Regions from separate parts of the Mus musculus genome. Here region 2 is linked to region 1. Evidence: chromatin contacts called from ENCODE Hi-C or POLR2A ChIA-PET data. All regions are on one chromosome and are shown on one strand. Each heading gives the region's core, a stretch centred on a gene start or an enhancer-like site at or near the end of the contact. The rest is flanking DNA. Distances are from core to core; before and after follow the strand shown. Region 1 holds the start of Cyb561 (cytochrome b-561). Region 2 overlaps Strada (STE20-related kinase adaptor alpha).

The links. Hi-C counts contacts between places; a loop is a spot of excess contacts on that map. ChIA-PET counts read pairs that join two places held with the same protein, here RNA polymerase II (POLR2A).
Region 2: a loop to region 1 is called in a map of T-helper 17 cell, with 2.7 times the contacts of the local background. The contact joins the enhancer-like site here to the promoter of Cyb561 in region 1. A Hi-C loop is called at or near these places in 1 of 37 maps with a recorded cell type or tissue (T-helper 17 cell). POLR2A ChIA-PET finds 5 or more read pairs at or near these places in 2 of 5 experiments (both embryonic stem cell).

Annotation. Positions count from the first base shown.
Region 1 is chr11:105,941,813-105,949,182 of GRCm38, reverse strand. It overlaps Cyb561 (cytochrome b-561), which reads left to right and starts at 4,696. Exons shown (of 6, transcript NM_007805.5): 1 at 4,696-5,072.
Region 2 is chr11:106,171,879-106,178,597 of GRCm38, reverse strand. Strada (STE20-related kinase adaptor alpha) reads left to right here. Exons shown (of 13, transcript NM_001252448.1): 5 at 4,817-4,919; 6 at 5,224-5,345. Among named protein-coding and RNA genes, the nearest start is that of Limd2, 15 kb to the right of the region's middle. Within about 2 kb of position 4,032, at least 1 of the 3 ENCODE cell types and tissues checked has a DNase peak (open chromatin) inside an H3K27ac peak, as active enhancers do.

The sequences.
Region 1 (7,370 bases), core at 3,447-5,946:
GCTCTAAGGCATTTTTTCAATTAGTGATCAAGGGGGTAGGTCCCCATGTGGGTGGTGCCATCTCTGGGCTGGTAGTCTTCGTTCTATAAGAGAGCAGGCTGAGCAAGCCAGTAAGGAACATCCCTCCATGGCCTCTGCATCAGCTCCTGATTCCTGACCTGCTTGAGTTCCAGTCCCGACTTCCTTTACTGATGAACAGCAATGTGGAAGAGTAAGCTGAATAAACTTTTTCCTCCCCAACTTGCTTTTTGGTGATGATGTTTGTGCAGGAATAGAAACCCTAAGACACCCTGGGATGCAGAACTTGGCTGAGAACCAGGCCCTGCCCCGACAGCATCAGGGGCTTCAGGGACCAAGGTGGGAACTCCCAGAGGCTTTGGACAAAGTGCAGGAGTCCCTGCCCTGAGGTTTATGGTTGGTAGGTGTAGATGATCAGAAGGCTGGGACCAGCATCTCCTCCTTCCTACACGTGCTGACACTGTTGGAGGGTGTGACACCTCTGCACTCAGGGCTTTCTGCCTGGCTCCAGCTTCTGTGTTGCCTTTGCTGTTCTCACTGCAGGCCCTCAGTGCTTGATGCCTGCCTGGCTGGCTGGCTAGGGAAGGAAGCAGGGAGATGGGGGACCTGACTTGGGCACAAACCTCTCACTTCTTTCTTGGAGGGAAGGCTGCAGAGTGGGTGGTATCAGGCTGGCTGAGGCCCAGGGCTTCCTGTTAGCCCCATTACTAGCCACAGGAATGCCCGGGCTGGGTTACAGGGAGTCTGGCTAGGGCCCTGCCAATCACAGCCAATGTGGTTAGACACAGCTACACTTAATGGGTCTATGGTGATTGCCCTGGTGCCCTGCACATTGCAGTTGTGGGGAACCCAGTGTCTTAGTCAGGGTTTCTATTCCTGCACAAACATCACGACCAAGAAGCAAGTTGGAAAGGAAAGGGTTTATTCAGCTTACACTTCCATACTGCTGTTCATCACCAAGGAAGTCAGGACTGGAACTCAAGCAGGTCAGGAAGCAGGAGCTGATGCAGAGGCCATGGAGGGATGTTACTTACTGGCTTGCTTCCCCTGGCTTGCTCTTATAGAACCAAGACTACCAGCCCAGAGATGGTCCCACCCACAAGGGGCCTTTCCCCCTTGATCACTAATTGAGAAAATGCCCTACAGTTGTATCTCATGGAGACATTTCCTCAACTGAAGCTCCTTTCTCTGTGATAACTCCAGCTGTGTCAAGTTGACACAAAACTAGCCAGTACACCCAGGCACACAGTTTGTACCTTCAACCTCTGCTCTCTGATGAGCTGTTTATATGCCTGTCTCCCATCTCTGCATACTCAGCTAAGTTCTCCATCTAGGAGTGGCAGAGGGCAGGGCAGCAGGCAGATAGCCTCACACATGCCTGGCACACATCTCTCCTCAGCCCTTCCTGGGAATTCCCTTCCCCAGGCTCCTCACAGCCACAGTCCTACAGTCTCCTCAGACAGCCTTCCTTAGCGCTGGCCTTGGGACAGCCACCTCTGCTCTCTGGCTCCTGCTTTATAACCTTCTCGTGCTTGCTGTGTTGATGCGTGACACCTACGATTCATCCGATTAGGTTGGTGTGTAGACGTCCATCTGCCCACGCATGAATGTGTGTATATATGGCATTTGAAGTTTCCGTTCTGATCTTTGTTCTGTCCCACATCACTGGAGTTACATGGAAGCAGGGCCCTGTCTTACTGTCTTCTTTTCAGGGCCTAGAACAAAGCCTGGCACACAGCAGGTGCCCAGTGAACCCATTCCTGAAGGGAGGAAGAAGGGAGGAGAGGGGGAGGAGAACAGGAAGGAAAGAGTAGAGTGATCCCTGAAAGCATGGTCTCCCAGTGCTGTCACACTGAGGGACAGGAGTTAGACAGACTCCTCGGTAGGCAGTTAGAGAGAGGGGACATGTTTGGTAATAAAGATGGTGACCTGCCAAGGTGGCCAGCTTCTTCCTCACCCTCCAGACCCGAGACAAAAACCTGACAGCTTAAAACAAAGGCCCTGTGGGCATCTTCTCCCACCACCGGCCAACTGCTGATGGATTGGCCCAACAAGTTCAAGATGTGTTTACACAACAACTGTGGGCCAATCGGCAACCCTGTCTGTGTTCTGAACTGGCCAATCCTAACTTAGAGGAGGAACCCCAGCCCTGGAGAGGAGACTGGATTTTCTGGTTTCCAGAGTCTCTTCTCTGTTTGAAGCTCTTTTTCTCTGGGTGTTTGCTGTGTGTGCACGTGTTTCCACGGTCCCAATAAATCAAAAGAAAAAGCCTCAACCGCGGATGCTGACTGTCTGCTCCTGTTTTCGGAGTTCGAGATCTTCCCTGCCTTCTGGTTCTTTAACCGTCAGAGGAGCTGAACCTGATCAAGAGCCCTAGTTGGTAGATAACACCACCACTTCCTGCTCAAGGCTGGTTCCCCACAGGCCCTAGCCAGCGCGTGTCCTGCTCCTTCAGGGCCCAGCAGAGGAAAACCTCTGCCTGACGGCACACCTCGCCTGGTCTCCACATTTGAGTTCTGTAATTACAGTGTGCTGTTTGTCTAAGTCTTATTTTTCTCAGAATGGACCAACCTTGGGATCAACCATGGATGGGCAACAACTCAGTCTTTGATGTCCCGTGTCCCCTGCCCTTAGTGTTCCTGAGGTCTCAGGTGGCTGTCTTTACTGCTGGCTCTGGAAGCACTGTGGCTGGTGTCTTGCCTGGCTGCTGCTCTTGCCCCCATGGTGGGTTGTTCCAGTAGATGCTCTGATCCTTCCTGGGTCTCTGCTGTCTTGGTCACCTTCAGTGACCATGTATCTGGAAGATAAGCTTTTCTTCCATAGTGATTCATGGTTCTATTTTCAACTTGATCACAGTAACCATTATGTATATCCACAACCTGAAGGGACCTGAGGATGCTGCTGCCTCAGTCTCAGGGTGGTGGACACAGGACCTGCTTGCTGCTGCTGGTGGCCGTGGCTGCTGAGCTGAGAGCTCTCCAGGGGATATTGTAGGGCAGGGCCCAGTTTTTGGAACTGATATAAATTTGTTTGGCTCAGGCATGTGGATTCTTGTATCGCTTTTCACATTCCTCTGGACTCTAAGGACTCCAGAAACACTTGGGAGCTACACCTACACTAGGCTTCCCTGGTGAAATGAACAAAAAACTAAAAACTTACCTTCAAAGTAAAACCAGGCTGGGTGGTGGTAGCACACAACTTTAATTCCAGCACCCAGGAGGCAGAGGCAGGCAGGTCTCTGAATTTGAAGACAGCCTGGTCTACAGAGAGTGTGTTCCAGGACAGCCAGGGTTATACAGAGAAAAGTCAATACCTCTCACAGATGCACGTGTGTACACGTGTGCACGTACACACACACAAACACACACACACAAGACCTGGTTACATTTGAGAAACGCTTAGGATCTATTCATGCTAAATTTCTAAGATAGAAATGTAACTAGGAATCCTGGTTTTCCCCTCAGCTTTCTGCACTGGGTAGCCCTGGGGAGAAAGAATGTGCCAGGTGGGAGTGGGTCTGCCTTAGGTCTGGCGTCCTGGTTATGAGGACAAAATTTATTCTGCTCGGTGCCTTTTTTTGCTCCTTAAGGCCTTTCGCTCAGAGACCCCCTCCCTGCATCGTGAGTGTGTGTGAGTGTATGTGTGGTCGTCATAACTCTAGTCTTTCCCATACTGCCACACTGGCGGTCAGGAAATGCACTGTGAAGCAGTCAGCTTGGAGACTTGAAGGAATGAGGTAGGGGATGATCCAACAAAGGACTCTCCCAACAGGAGCCTCCCCGGGTCTTGGAAGGCACTTTAAGACCAACACTTAAACAAGATTCCATCCTGCCAAAATCGGTCCCTCCTTTTCCTCCCAGGAGCCCAAATATACCCAGCAAACAATGAGAAATGGCTCAGCGCCATGTTTAGTTTATAAGCATGTATTTATTGCCTGCACCACCAAGGAAGCTGTTGCTTACCTTAAAAAGCCCATTAGCTTCTGCCAGACGAAAAGTTACCATAAGGTAATTCCGGTTTTTGGTTCTCTCTCAACCGTACACTAGACAGCATACCCACCCTCTAAGAAGGAGCCCCCGCCCCAATTCTGGCTTCTACCAGTGGGCAGCTCCCAGCATGCTGAGGTGTTCCAGGGACTGCCTTCACAGTCATGCTTTGCCTCACAAGGTAAAATACCCCATTTCTCTCCTCCTCTCCGTGAGTCTGGCCAGGCATCCAACAGGAAAGAACCTTTTGTTCCCAGCTTGTAGGAAGTCTGAGCTAGGCTCTTATCTATTCGTAGCATTTCCTGGATAGCGGGCCAGGATCTGCTAAGCTCCCAGCCTTGGTCTTGGCAACAGTCTTAAGTACAGACCTTGGCATACACCAGGTCTAGGACTTAAATGAGAAGTTGGAAGGACACAATTTACCCTTAGATTGGTGTCTCTGTCTCTCTCTCTCTCTCTCTCTCTGTGTGTGTGTGTGTGTGTGTGTGTGTGTGTGTGTGTGTATCCTGGAGTGGAAAAAATGGGAGGCAAACTGTATCAACAACAGTGTCTATGTGGTCAATGTGGCTGGTGTGCAGATGCGGAAGGGCAGGGTTATTCCCAGCCTTCCAGTAAAGTGTAAAGTGCCATCTCCGCCCACGAGGGCTGGAAGAGGTGACCCTGGGTTCCCGGAGCTGAGCTTGGGCCCAGGCCAGGCCTGACACCTAGCGGCCTCCTGGGTTTGGGCGTGGAGAGTAGCGAGCGAGAAGCTAGAGACCGGGAACCCGGGCGCCGAACCCGCGCCGCTAACCTTCCCCGCACGCCGGTCCCGAGCCAGTCCGGAGCCAGTCCCGAAGCTGCTGGAGTTCGGGTCCTGAGTGCGGGTCGGTGTAGCCGAGGTGCCCTACCGAGTGCCGGCGCCTGGCGGGACTTCCGGCGCAGGTGACCGTCGCCTCCTCGCGCGCGCTACCGCTTCCCCGCCGCCGCCCCGTCTCCATGGCGACGCCGTCGCGCCGAGGCTCGTGGAACCTGCCGAGCGTCCGGGGCGCGGCGCGTGGACGCGCGCAGGCCTGGCGGCGGCGGGACAAGGTAGGCGACGGGGAGGTGGGGAGCCGAGTTCCGCGCGGAGGGGCGGAGGGGACTGTGGCCAGGTGAGGCAGGGCTTCGAGCCGCCCTTCCGCGCGCACCTGCCCGCACCGACCCGGCGCTGCCCGGCTTGTCCCCTGACGCGGGTGTTGTGCTGCTGGCACCCGGCAAGGCAGCCGGGGGAGCGCGGGCCGCGTCTGCCCGAGTTAGAATGGGGACTGCTGGTGACTTGAATTCAAGTCCAGGGGCCTGCGGCTGTACTGTAGAACAAAGTGGGTGGGAGTGGACCAATCTGCATTCGCCACGACTGAGCTCCCACTGTCCCCGCGGCCGGTCCCTGCGCTCAGGTGCGGGCCTGGTGGATCCTCTTTCTCTTCTTCCGCATCCCACCGTCCTCGGGCAGGATAACTAGTTCCTATCCTGGCAGAACGCCTGGCTTCGTGCTTTGGCCTTGGAAGTGACTCAGGGGCGGAACTTCTCGGAGAGAGGGATCTGCTGCCGCCTCTGACTCCTGGAGTGGTAGCCAGGCCACCTCCCCCTTTCCGGTCACTTCTCTTCTTACCCTTACCACCTTTCCACAGGCGCTGCAGCACCACAAGTCACAGACACTTTTGGTTGCCCTTCCTTTTTTTGTCTTGGCAATTTTCTTTAAGAAAAGCCCCATCTCCGATACCTGAGTTCTGTCCGCTTCTTAACAAAACAAAAAGCAAAGTGTTCTCACCTCCCTTAGATACCTTGATTGCTCCTCAGCACTTGGATCTGGGAGGAAAATACTGGACTGCTCCAACCCCACCCCTTGTAGGAGGAGCTCCTGGAACCAGAAGTAGAGTTGCACACAGATGCCCTGCCCTGCCATTGTCCCTGGGTAGGCAGAGCCCAGGTTTCTTGAACTTACAGACATCTGAATGCTGGGATTAAAGGCCATGCCAGGCCTTGCGTTCCATTTTCTAATCGCCTCACAATTAATTAGAGTACAAGTGGGAATATGAAATTTCAGACATTAAAATTACCACCTAGGTCACTTGTGGTGACAAGAGGCTGTGTTCCTAGAATGTGGGAGCCTGATGCAGGGAGACTGAACGTTTAAAGCCAGCAGACCTACAGAGGGAGATCTTGGTCTAACGCCCCCTCCCCCGCAACAAGAACTAAAGGCAGACTGTTTGACAGTCTTCCTCGCTCTAGAAGTTTGTACTCTATAGGGGGAATGAATGGGTTGGTGGTGGGGCAGGAGGGATCTGGTCATCTTCATGGGTCCGTTGACGTCACTATGACGTTTAGGAGATGTTATTTTTGTTCAACTGCTGTTTGCTTAGGTCCTAGCTAGGTGGCAGGCACTGTGCTAAGCACTTGTGCATATTTTTTTTTTCCATTTAAGTTGTCCGAAGTCCAATGAGGTAGGTCTTAAGGTCCCCACTCCACCCCGCTCTCCTCCTCCCCGACCCCACAGTTGAGGAGGCCAGCTTGGAGAATGGACAAGGCCTCCCTGATGGCACACAGTAGGAAACAGTGGAACACACAAATGCTCCCATGCCTTAGGTGGTTGGCATTCATGGGAGCCCTTCCTCCATAAAAATAAATAATGATATTTTTCAAATTTCCCTGGTGTAAAGACAACATACAGACTGGATTAAAAACATAAACCATTTCAACCCCTAAAGTTCAGCTCTTCCATTCTGAAATGAAGCAGGCTCTTTTATTTTTAACTCTTGGCAAGTTCTGGTGCAGAGGCACACCTGATGCTGACCCTCCTTCCTTCCTGGCGCATCCTGGGTGCCCCGTGCTACCGCTCAGCTTCTTTTTGCCTTTTGTCTCATCGTGTCTTAGGATCTTACCCATCAAGGAAAGCTCTAGTCCCTTCCCCCACTGCAGTCTTTCCTAACTCAGTTAAAGCCTGCTGCTGATGGGGAGGGCTGTGGCCAAGCCAGGTTTGCTGCTTCCCTGTGCTCTGCTCTGCCTCCTGGGCTGTTCAGCATGTGCATCTGGTACCAGTAATGAGGTTAGGCCTGGTTGCCTTTTAATAAAACACAGTGGGCTTGGAGAAGGAGCGTGGTGCTCTGCACAGGTCGAGCCCCGAGGGTAGCCATGTCCCCGTGTGATTACATTAAGTGGGAGCCAGTCTGCAGGTGGCCTGTGGAGATTGGGGGTGTATCTGTTTGAACTGTCACAGCCCAGAGATCTGTCACCCCACCCTGAACTGAAAGGAAGGAGAGTAGCCATGTAAGGGGCCACACAAGCACCAGTTCCTTGCAAAGCTCTGAACTATAGTGCGATGTGTCAAGAGGCTGAGGCAGGGGGATATCT
Region 2 (6,719 bases), core at 2,783-5,282, 230 kb before region 1:
TCAGGAAAACACTCTACAGACGTGTCTACCAGCAATCTAATGGAGGTGTTTCCTCAGTTGAGGTTCCTCCAGATAACTCTAGCTGGGTCAAGTTGACAGAAAACCTATCAGGACACCCCATCTCTTTTGTCAGTAGCAGACCAGGCATTTCAGAAATCCTCCTGCATTTTAAATCCATCTGTGGAAACCAGATGCACAATTTATTTCAAGTCTCTGTTTAGAAATGAAGCTGTGCAGGTAGGTAATCTAAAGGGAAAGTGTCACTAGCAACCACAAACATGACTAATCTTAGTTACCCAAAGAACATTAAAGTATTTCTGTGCTTGTTACAAAACCTTTCCCTGTCTCTGTGTGCTGGCTCTGACTGTAGACTAGCCAGAGGGGAAGGCTTGCTTTGGGAATGTGTGTGGTGAGGAAGAAAGCCGGCAGCCGGGTAGAATCTGCTGTGGCCTCTAGGCTAGCTCCTCTCCTGCAGTTCCACATTTTCCAGTTCCAAAAGAAAAAAAGAAAAACTGGTTACTAAAGGTTACTTTTTCCGGTCATTTTCTGTGCAACTAGATTGGAAGGATTTGGCAAAGTTCCTAAGAAATTCATTGAGCCTTTTCCTACCTGTGCTCTACAAGAAATGCATAGTTGGAGCTTAGTGGGTGGTGTGTCTCATATGCCTCCCTGCCAAGAAGTGGGACACAGGTAATAAAGGACCTTTCCAAAGAGAGTTGTTTAAAACATATAAAAAATGTAAAAGCGCCTATAGTAAACACTTTACTCTGAGGATTCAATTGTTCTTCCTAATACTTTTTTTCCAAACAAGAGGAGGTTTAAGAAGTTTGGAGATCCAGAGAAAGCTTTAAACACAAACAGCTACTTCTCATGAGGTTGTATGTTACTCGATTTCAAAACAACAAAACAAAACAAAAACAAAAACAAAGTAATGCTTTCTTGCTGGAAGGTTTAGGCTCTGGGAAGGTGCTTCAGGACCCATGTCACCATCACTTTGAGCCCTCTTTCCAGAGGGATTGGCATCCACCCTACTCTCTGATTCTTCAGGGAAGATTGTAGGCAGACCTCTCAGGTTGTAGTGGACTTGACAGGAAATAGATTGCTTAACTTTAGCAGTGACTTGTGTGAAGAACATAAAAGTAGCGTAGTATAATAAAGTGATAGGAACCAACTCAGCTTTGCTGGGCAGGTTTATCTCTGGAGAAATTATACTAAGACCTAAATGATAAGAAGACCATGATGAGAAAATGTGTGTGTGTGTGTGTGTGTGTGTGTGTGTGTTGTAACCAAAGGGGGCAGCCTCAGCTACATAGTGAGTTTGAGGCTAGCCTGGACTCTATGACACTGTCTCAAAACAAAACAAAAACAACAGCAACAAAAATCAATGGGGACAGAAGTTGTAGCCAGGTACAAGTGCTCCAGTTGAAGAACCCAGAGAGTGCTCAAAGATTAAAAGCACTTGCTGCTTCTGGAGGGCCCAAGTTCAATTCCCAGCACCTAAGTGGTGACTCAGAACTTCAATTCTCGGGAATATGGCTCCTTCTTCTGGCCCTTAGACATTGCACACACTTGGTCCACTTATATACGTGCAGACAACACCCAAACACATTGCCTTAGTTTGCTTTCTATTGCTTTGATGAACACCATGACCAAAAGCAGTTAGGGAGAAAACATGGCGCTTATTTCATCTTACTGCTTACAGTAATTCAGGAACTGAGCGCAGTGATCACTGGCTTGCTCAGCCTGCTTGGTACCTGGGCTTGGTACTCCTATGGCAGTCATTCATCAAGAAAGTGCCCTACACTTGCCTACAGTCAACTTGACGGAGCCATTTGTCTCACCCGGGAGTCACTCTTCCCAGATGACTCGAGTTTGTGTCAAGATGGACAGAAAACTAGCCAGGACACAAAAACAAATAAATCCTAAGGGAGGAAAGTTTTCTAGTTGAAGTGATTAACAGGTTCACTAAGGTTGAAGACGTGCTTTGTTTGTGTGGGGAAAGAGGCTGGTCAGGGAGATAAGGTCCGTGAGGTAGCCAGATCTGATAGCAACCCAGGGGCTTTCTGTGACCCAAACACTGATGTGACTGAGAGCAAGAATATTCAAGTGCACTGGCAGCAGGGCTTGGTAGGCCTGTGACCTGACTTCAGTTCCCACTTCTCCCCGTTAAAGGTAGGAGAAACTGACCCCACATAGATGCTCTCTGTCCTCCAAAGCAATATGCCTGCACACCTACACATGCACACTATACACACACACACACACACACACACACACACACACACACACACAGAGTCTTGCAGGCACTCAGAATGTGATGTGAATAGTGTCCTGGAAAGCAATGCCATTGTCTCACAAAGTTGGCTGGTCGGTGATTCTTTCCCGTTGCTGCCAGCTTCACTCAGACCATAGTCAAGCACGTTGATAGTAAGTAGTACAGCTCGTCATAGCGTAGCTGGAGACCAGCCCAATCCCATCAGTGCTAGGGTGGATAATTTGAAATACATTCCTCAAAGGAATAATATACAATAGTGAAAGTCAGCGAGCTATACCTAAATAGAATATTATGGCCCAGTCTTGGAATATAACAAATGGTTAAATTAAAAGTAGACTTTATTAGTCGGTATCCATTTTGCTCAACTAGAGTCTTCTTAGTGTCACTTTCTTTCTCTTTGTTGTTTTGAGACAGGGTATTACTATGTAGCCCTGGCTATCCTGGAACTAAATATGTAAAGCAGGCTGGCCTGGAGCTCAGAGAGATCCTTCTGCCTGCTCAGTGTTGGGACCAAGATGTTTGCCACTAAGCTTTTAGTTCACTCTTAGTGATAAGGGAGGCAGATCCATTTTGCTTTTTATGGAGATAGGCATTATTAATTGCTGTAAACTAGATGGACTCAAAACATCAATCAGCAGGACACTTGCCCTGGCAGGGAGGGGCCTGGTTCTTATCTTTGTCACATAGCCATGTTCTAATTTCTTAGCAAATTGTTTGCCTCCTGGACCCTTGTTTTTGCTATTGAATGATGGAGCTAGTGTGATGGAGTACTCCTGTAATCTCAGCACTTAGAAGGCAGAGGCAGGAAGACTGTCATGTATTCCAGGAGCCAGGGTTACTCACCGTGGTGCCTGTCCCGTAAAAGTTTCACTTTTACTGCTGTGAGTGTAGTGTGCATGTGTAGGTGTGCAGGCAGATTGCTTTGGAGGACAGAGAGCATCTATAGCACAGGAATGCATTTGGCCCTAAAGGAAAAGCAAGCTTGTGAAAGGAGAGCTGTTGGTCCACATCCCAAATGGCTGGTGTCCTTTTTCATCCCCAGCCTGAGCTGGCAGGGACCCAGGTGGCTGAGCATGCCGACTCTGAGACTGTAGCTCAGGGAGTCAAGTTACTCTCCAGCACTCAGAAGTTCAAAGACAGGGAGATCTGTAAGTTCAAGGCCAGCCTGGTCTACAAAGAACTTGTCTCAAAAAGGATGTATCTGTTGTATTTCCTCATCTAGCATGGGGAAGGAGGATCAGATCCAGCGTAAGTAGGCTCTGCAGAGCATATGGTATTTCAATGAAGCCAAGCACAGTGGTTTGGAGGGCTTCTCTGCCATGGTGATGATCCAGGTACCACCTTGTCAGAAGAGTCTCAGCTCTTACAGGCAGTGCTGACTTTTGTGTGTTTGCACTATCTTCTGAATGGAGGCCAGGTTTGTTTCTTGTTTGGTTCTTTGAGACATGGTCTCCTGTTGCTGACGCTGGCTTGGAACTCCTGATCCCTATGCCTCCTCCTCTTGAGTACAGGATTACAGGTGGGCACCGGCACCCCTGCCTTGAAGCCAGGCTTAGAACCGAGGTGTACCACACGGGGAGCCGGCCTCAGATTTCTCCATTGCAGTTAGACACACCTGCAGGAAGAAGGTTTGAGGATAGAAATCCTCTCCCCAAGTCATAGGAATGTATTTGGCCCTAAAGGAAAGCAAGCTTGTGAAAGGAGAGCTGTCGGTCCACATCCCAAATGGCTGGTGTCCAGTTTCATCCCCAGCCTGAGCTGGCAGGGACCCAGGTGGCTGAGCATGGACTCTGGTCAGTAGCTCAGGGAGTCAGTTACTCTCCGCTTACTTTGGGAACTTCAGGAATGACTGGGCTCTTGGTTTACTAAAGGAATGGGGTTCCACCAGTAAAGTCCTAGATTAGTGGTTCTTTACCTTCCTAAGGCTGAGACCCTGTAATACAGTTCTTCACGCTGTGACTCTCAACCACAGAGTTATGTCATTGCTACTTCATAACTGTAATTTTGCTACCGTTATGGATAATAATGTAGATATCTGATATGCGACCCCTGTAAAAGAGTCGGTTGGCCCTTAAAAGGGTTGTGACCTACAGGTTGAGAACTGCTCTAGAGCAAGCTTGCCGGTCTGACCTTTTAGAATCTTGCAGTTGGGCTTTTAAAAATTGGATCTTAATGAAGCAGAAGACGTAGAACCCTGTATTTCTCTACCTGCTCACTTCTTTGGTGTGTCTTTCTCCACACATCCTTCCCCAGCCAAGAACTTGGTAGACTTTAGCAGTCAGTCACTGGGGAGGACCAGCAGAATGGCAGTTGACTGGGGTAGTTGTCCTTGCTGGTAGATCTCACAACTCTTGTTCTGCCAGGAGTGTTGACTGCACACCCATATGCTGTGTTCCTCTTCAGGTAGAGCCAGCGGTGCTTCTTTGGCACCGTCAGGATTGCTGTGTGTTGTAGAGGCAAGGCTCCTCGTGCATCTGTGACTGCCTCTGCTCCACTCTCCACCTCTGTTTTCTCAGTTAACCTCTTTTTCTTTTCCTTTAGGCCAATGAGGCGAGCTCAGAGTCCATAGCATCTTTCTCCAAACCAGAGATGATGAGCAGCTTTCTTCCAGAGGGCGGGTGTTATGAGCTGCTCACCATCATAGGTAACTCCCAGGGACATGCTTACATTCCCACTACAGTGCCCTCAGCCATCTGGGAGGGTTCATGGTGACAATGGGCTTCTGTGGGTTTCTTGTGCCAAGTATGGGAAGTTGTTTCCAGGAGGCCAGAGACTGCTACAGTGATTGTCTGAGAAGGAGTGATGGACAAACCAAGAAATGTCTAATATGAAAGTTCCAGCAGTGAGCTTTGTAACTAGACTTTCCTGCTGAAATGGAGTTCCTCTTTCTTTAGAGTAGACAGATCTTGGTGGCTGGTTTTGTGTAAGTCATTCCTCTTTTCTCTCAGGCAAAGGGTTTGAGGACTTGATGACAGTGAATTTAGCCAGGTACAAACCAACGGGAGAGTATGTGACAGTACGAAGGATCAACCTAGAAGCTTGTTCCAATGAGATGGTGACATTCTTGCAGGTAATGATGCATGGGTGTGGACCTTGGAGGGAGTGGGGTGGGGGTGGCGGTGGGGGTGCTCCTGGCCACATGGTCATTCTTCTAGGGGTTTCTGCAGGAGACTAAGGTAGACCACGTGAGAAGTCATGAGGCATCAGTGATGAATCTTATCATCTGACAGTTGATCGGGCTGTGGTGCTGCTCCACCCAGCTGGCCCCTCTTTAAATATTTCTCTTTGGTTTGTTCTGTGTTATTCAGAGAGGCTAAGTAGCATGCCTGCCCACAAGCACAGCAGAAAGCAGCAGAGACAGAATCAGTCCCAGGAAGTCTTGGTCACAGCAGAGCCACTTGCTCTGCCACCAGTGGCCATTTTCTGGCCCTGGGCATCCTGTTTGCTGCAGGCTCCTTTCAGTTTGACAAGCAAGGAGCCTCCCTCTTTTAAGCTGGTTTGGGAACTGAGTGGAGTGCGATTCCTCCTGGTCCTATGATACCAGTGTGTGTAGCATCCAGTGCAGTGTGGACTCAGTGTGCAGCTCCCGCCCTTCCTTACCTGTCCTGTTCTCCTCAAGTGATGCTCCCCTGACCCTGACCATGCTGCCCAACTTCTTCTCTTCATAGTCACTAGACTGGGCCAGTACCAGAACCTGACATTTCTGTAGTTTTTACTTTTTGTTTCTTTTGAGATAGGGTCTCATGTTCAGGCTGGTCTAGAACAACCTCACTTCTTCCTCTTCTTCTTCCTCCTTCTTCCTCCTTCTTCTTCTTCCTTCTTTTTCCTCTTCTTCTTCCTTCTTCTCCTCCTCCTCCTCCTTCTTCCTTCTTCTTCTTTTCTTCTTCTTCCTTCTTCATCATTGTCATCTCTTCCTCCTCCTCTTCCTCCTCCTCCTTCTTTTTTTTTTTTTTTTAAAGAATTATTTACTAGGCTGGAGAGATGGCTCAGTGTTTAAGAGCACTGGCTACTCTTTCAGAGGTCCTGAGTACAATTCCCAGCAACCACATGGTGGCTCACAACCATCTGCGATGGGATCTGATGCCCTCTTGTGGTGTGTCTGAAGTTGGCAACAGTGTACTCACATACATAAAATTGTGTGTGTGTGTGTGTGTGTGTGTGTGTGTGTGTGTGTGTGTACATATAGGGTGCTGGGAATTGAACTCAGGACCTCTGGAAGAGCAGTCAGTGCTTTTAACCGCTGAGCCATCTCTCCAGCCCCTGATTTTTTTTCCCAAGTGTTTCATATACCTGCTTTCAGGGAAAGAACCCCCAGTCAAGGTGCTGGGAATGTCCCCTTGTATTCCATACTTGTCATTTGTCTACTAATTTTGTTAAGTCTTATACTTTGCTGTATAGTGTGAAAATATTTTTTTTTTAAAGATTTATTTATTTATTACATGTA